Linked DNA regions of Homo sapiens: region 1 is linked to region 2. A link is a loop called in an ENCODE intact Hi-C map of the cell type or tissue named here. Cell type or tissue: PC-9. All regions are shown on one strand. Links, peaks and the distances in the headings refer to the core of each region. The heading gives the core; the rest is flanking DNA.

Region 1 (2,923 bases), core at 262-2,761, 200 kb before region 2:
TGAAGCACAGCTGCTATGTTGTGGGGAATCCAGGGAATCTTTAGCTTAACTGGCTGTGTCTTGGAGCCTCTAGCAGGAATGGAAAGTGAGTGGTGGGAGAGGAATCCTGTGTGTGGATGATTGTCATACTTACATCACTCATTTTGAGGGAAAAGGAGCAGTGGTTCAAGGAACAGATTCGGTATCCTTGGGATAACTGGGATTTGTGGGAGCAATCGTGGTAATGTGAGTTCTAGCCAGCTCTCTATGACTGCCTCAGCATTGAGCTTCTCCAGTCCTGTGATCAGAGGAGGGTGCTGTCTCCCCAGTAGCTTGTGCCTTACCCATTTGACATTCTCTATCAAGTCTAAGTAAAAAGATAAATGATTCCTGATTGCCTCTCCATTTCAAAGATAACTCTGAAGCCTGAGAAGGATGGTGGGCAGGGAGAGGGGAGAGCTTGGCTAAACAGAAAGTGTTGAGATGATTCAAAGGGTTCATGCTGACAGAGCAGGGGTGGCTTGACCTTCTGTGGGGGCCATGTAGGCCGCCTCTTACTGGTTGTTATTTTGGGTTCTGGAAAGCCTGACTGCCCTGAAATATCTCTCCCTGCCGTCTTGCCAGGTTCTGTAATTCCTACCATGAGAGCCATCCTCCAGTTAAGGCATCATGTCTCCAGGAGGCCCAGGTTATAGAGCAGCCACCCACAGCCAACCTCACACATTTAACCCGTAATTGCCCACTAGCCTGCAGCCTGGCTGCAGAGAACAGTTACCAGCTGTTGGTAACCCAACACTGCTTTGCTAAGAGAAGCTTTTTGACAGCCTCTTCACATAAGTGGGGGAAATGGGTGCCACAAAGCTCTGGATCAGGAGCATAATGGCTTCCATGGGAGAGGCCAAATCTCTGCAGTGATGGTGCCTCCACTTCCTATCCCAGGGCATGGGAAGATTAGACTTTGGATTCCAGGAGGAATGTGAAAATGCAAATGGAATCAAAGATGTGTACCTAAATTCATGGATGATGGATCCAATGTGGAATTAGGCAATGCTTGGGTTACAACCTTAACCAGGACTTATCTCTAAGGGAACAAGATAAATGTCTATCCAGCTTGACCTGGTATCCCACCGAATATCCTGTCACTGGTCAGGAAAGATGCCTGAGGGCTTCACTATAATTACTCCTTTGGGCACAGGAGGCACCTGTTAAAAGTTAAACATGTTTTGGAGAGGAAAACCAGGTATTTTTCAGAATTGAGAGCATTCATGGGAATGAGTCTATTTTAGATGATAGCCCGAGGGAAAGCTTGGAAGCTTGGCATGCTGCAGCTGCGTGTAAGGAATGCATTCTTTGCACGGTGGTGAAACTACTGTTGGTACACAACAGCCTTTTCTGGTGGTAAGCCAGCTTCCTTCTAAGTAAGTGTGGTTAGAGGGTCATGCTCTCTTCATGAAACTAAATTCTTAGGATTGTATTCAGGGTTGCCTTTCTTTTCTTCCGGCTGTGCTGCTCTTCTTTCTTGGTCTTGGTTTCTTTCTGCATTCCCTGAAGGGTGTGGAAGGCATGCCCACGTTTGCCCCTCTGCTTCCCTCACTTTCCACTAGGGACTCACCGCATGACTCAGAGCCTGGCTGGACACAGCAGGTGCAGACAGCCTTCCCTTTCTCAGACCATGCTTCTGTAGTGGCCACATGCCTGTGCCTCACAGGCAGCACACTCAACTTGAGGGCAGAGTCACTGAAGCTGTTCTGCTAGTGGATCTGCTGTTAAGGAAACTGTGGATCGCCAACAGAAAAATAGTAGGGCGCAAGCTCCCCCAGTGGGCAAACAGAAGCTTGCAAAAGAGAACAGAGACAGGGGAATGGGTACTGTAACGTCAGGGAATGTCAGAAAATGCCAATGAGTAAGCAAGCAGAACTAGATGTTAAAAGACATCACATCAACTCGGGTTTAAATATTGATAGCTGTGTCATCTTGAAGAAGCTACTTAATGCCTTTAAGCCTTAATTTTCTTTTACAAATGATAGGGTTAATGATACTATCTGCTTCACAAGCTGTGTTAAAAACAAAGTATTTTTTATAAAGTGTCCATAATAGGCATGTTAAAATTCAGTTATCATTATGGTGATTAACAATGTTTTCAGTAGAGTGGGGGATAGAATATAAACAGGAAATTAGGGAGGAAAGTCTGGTAGGGAGGGAAGATAGAGTTGTGGTGTTCACTTATGATTCAGGCGAGGTTGAAGTAAGAATTTTTTTGGATGAAAGCACCTTGAGCAGGGGTGTATATTCAAAGATAACAGTCAGTAGAGAAGTCAGAGACATGATATTCAAGCAAAAAAGGAAAATACTTTTAAGTCAAGTTGCTGAAGGACTCAATAGGAGGTAGATGTGAGCTTAACAGCAAGGATCATCACTGGAAAGGAGCAGAGACATCTCTTGCACTCAAAAAAAGGGAAGGCATACAAGTATGGATAAATGTTTTATGGGTTTGGACGTTGTGGAAAAAGGGAGTACAATAGGGCAAAACAGAGGGATTGGAGAGAGAGATTTAAGAAATTGGCTCACGCAATCATGGAAGCTGGCAAGTCCAAAATCTGCATAATAGGCAGGCAGGCTGGAGACACAGAAGAGAGGTGGTGTTGCTGGTGCAGTCTTAAGGCAGGCTGCTGGCTGAATTCTCTCTTCTTCTGGAGAGAGTTTAGTCTTTTTCTATTGAGGCTTTTGACTGATTGGATGAGGCCCACCCACATTCTGGAGGGCAATGTGCTTTACTCAAAGTCTATTGATTTAAATGTTATTCTCATCTAAATAATATCTTCATAGAAACGTCCACAATAATGTTTGACCAAATATTTGGGTACCTTGGCCTAGACAAGTTGGTACACAAAATTAGCAGTCACACCTAACAACAATCACACCTCTCTCCAGACCTTTATCACTG
Region 2 (2,923 bases), core at 132-2,631:
GAGGGTTTTAGGGAACCACCTCATTATTTTGATAATTAGTAAATAGAAGGTAAAAATTAGTAACTTGTCTTTCCTACACAAACTATATCACTGGGTAACCAAACATAAGTATTTTTCTGTAGAATAGTCCAGTTATTAAGTACATAAGAAATTATTGAATTAGCATATCATTACTATCATTATCTTCCAACCCACAATGAATGAATTAATTGTTTAGGCATTGAGCATCAACAGCTGCTAACAGGACAAAGGAGTAATCATCAGACTCTTGATACCTCTTGATAGACGAACACACCACTACCTATAAAGTAATCTTGCTTAAAAAATTCAACCTATTTGGCAAGCCTCTAGGCTCAAATACCAATATACAGAGGACAAAAAAAAACTTATTAAAATATACAGAGGTGCAATCAGTAAAATCCAGAAGAAGGAAATTCTATGGGACAAACAATCTGGCTTCCTCAAAAATAATTGCAAAGAAAAGAGAGTTGGAGAAGAAATGTGTAGATTAAAATGTCTTAAAATACATATCAATGAGGCACAATTTGTGAACCTTACTTTGAAATTAATTCAAACAAATTATGAAAAATCAATGATTCATAGGGCATTAGAATTTGAACACTTACTGGATATTCTATATTAAGAAATGTTAATTTTAAGTCTAGTAATAATATTATAGTTATGTTCATTCTATATAGTGAACTATATATAATAGATATTATATATTAATTAATATAATATATTAATATAAAATATATATTATATATTAATATAAATATATAAATATATAATAACAGTATATATAAATATATATTAATCTGTATATAATTAATGAATAATAGTCTAGTATGTTTTAGAATACATACTAGAACATTTATTAATGAAATAATATGTGTGATATATACTTGAAAATAATGCTACAGGAGAAAGTTAGACACTGAGGATTGGACCTGTGTCAATAACTGTTGAAGCTGGGTGGATGAGTGTGTGGAGGGTGGTACTATCTTTTTCACTTTTGTATAGGTTTGAAATTATCCACAATAAAATTTTTAAAATGATCCCATGATAAAAGCTTCCTGATTAAGATGGAAAGAGGAATTAAGGAGGGATGTTTATGACAAACTATTTTAGAAATAAAGAATAAAAATGCTTTTAATAGATTTTACCTGCCCGTGGTGAGCTGTTCAATCATTCTTACTGTTTTTCTCTGAAAGTTTTTAAAATAATGCAATACTTGCCATTGAAGCCAGCATGCCGAGAGCATTTCCATTTGCAATGAGAAAGAAGGAAGCACTCACTGTCCTTGCTGTGAGATTTACAGAAAGAGAAAGGGGAGGAGAAGTTGCGCAAGTCTTGCTGCTGTAGTACATGCAGAATACTTATTCATTATTTCTAGGAATACTTACATATCAATGCTATCAAGGTGTCTACAGCTGGGACCTTTTGCTTTTATTTTTCTTTCCTATGGAAAATAAGTTATGCTGGATTTTCTTTTTTATCTAGCAATATAAACAGTCAGAAATATAAGAGTTGGCCTTGTTCTCCCCATTCCATCAAAATGGCATTGCGTACTTCAGTGCAAGTGCTTAATTCATAGAGAGCAGGTTAAATGAATGATTTGCAGTTTATGAATCTGGGAATCTACTCTTGTAGATCCAGCAGGGGGAGTAGTGAGCGTAGATTTGGCTTCTCAAAAGAGGATGAGGCTATTTGAACCAGACAGATTGTAGATATACTGTTCTCTTATTAACCTGTTTCTTACTTCACCTCTATTTTATAGACTCTGACTCCTGATTGATAAGTGAGTATCTATAGCAGACCTGTTTCGTTCTTACCCCACTGTAATACAAAGATTATTCTGATAATATGCAGCCAGGGGGCATGAATCCAAGATTCTCCTTTTTGTGGTCTAAATTTCTCTTCGGAGCTAGAAAATTCCTTTGAATTTTCTCCCCTTATTTAATTCTCCCATAGCTTTTCCCACTTCTCCATTTCTGTTTCCTCAAAGCCTGACCAACAGTGAGGTAGAAACCATTCTACTTTCGATTAAGGACAGAGATTCAGACGGGAAAATAGTCTCTGCTGTTTCCAACCCATGTCCCTTTACATACCCCCATGATAAATTTGGGACTACAAATCTCTCCCAGAGAGGCCCCAGACAAGTAAACCAGTTGCACCTTCCCATACATTCAGGCATCAAAGCACAAGGGATGCCTTTTGCTCAGAACTGAGGGGCAATTAGCTGCATTGGACAGGGAGAAGCACTAGGCACCTTTTCTACTTGCTGCCTTTGAAAATGAACCAAGCCACAACAAGAAAGGCTTAAAGGGACCCTAGTAACAGCTGATCCACTTTGGCCTAGCTAGTAACACTCTAAGAACACAGCAGCCCAGCTGTTTTCAAATCCTCATTCTATAAAAAGCAAGGGAGTCAAGCTTAGCTGCCTCAGTGACAGTGAGTGAGGGTCAGCTCTTCTGTAACATCAGCTGCCTCCTCAACTGATCCTTCTTCCTGCAGGACACAAGGAGAAGAAAACTCAAAACGATGTACCTCCATTAACATAATTGTTATTGTTTAGCACAAAGTAAACTTGTCCTCACAGTCTCTCTTGTAGAAAGAATTCTTGCATCAGAAGATCTGTACCCTACATTAGTGCTTCTTACACTTTGGTTTACATAGGACTCACTTGGAGATCTTGTTGAACTGTGGTTATGGAGGACGGCCAGAGATTCCAAAAGGGCTCAACCTGGCTTTTCAAAGTGTGGTCCATGGATTAGCCCCATCAGCATCACCTAGGAGCTTGCTAGAAATATCAAAGTGAAATAGTGCTACCATTTTTCCCCTTTATGTTCAAAGATCCCTGATGCTGAGGCAATCATAATCATAATAGTAAAATAATAATAAAAATAATAGAAAAATAGTA

Evidence for each region. A loop is a pair of places that touch in the nucleus more often than their neighbours do. Peaks named below come from ENCODE experiments on the same cell type or tissue, not always from the same donor. Only the 100,000 strongest peaks of a DNase experiment are listed, where the experiment ranks them.
Region 1: it touches region 2 in a loop (2.7-fold over the local background); 5 of 110 quality-filtered maps call a loop at or near these places.

The regions. Positions count from the first base shown.
Region 1 is chr6:117,166,587-117,169,509 of GRCh38, reverse strand. No RefSeq gene overlaps it. Among named protein-coding and RNA genes, the nearest start is that of VGLL2, 98 kb to the left of the region's middle. In PC-9, for the core only: no CTCF peak of the experiment used is centred there; a DNase peak (open chromatin) is centred at 1,379.
Region 2 is chr6:116,968,132-116,971,054 of GRCh38, reverse strand. No RefSeq gene overlaps it. Among named protein-coding and RNA genes, the nearest start is that of RFX6, 92 kb to the right of the region's middle. In PC-9, for the core only: CTCF peaks have their summits at 1,474 and 1,673 (motif pointing right); no DNase peak of the experiment used is centred there.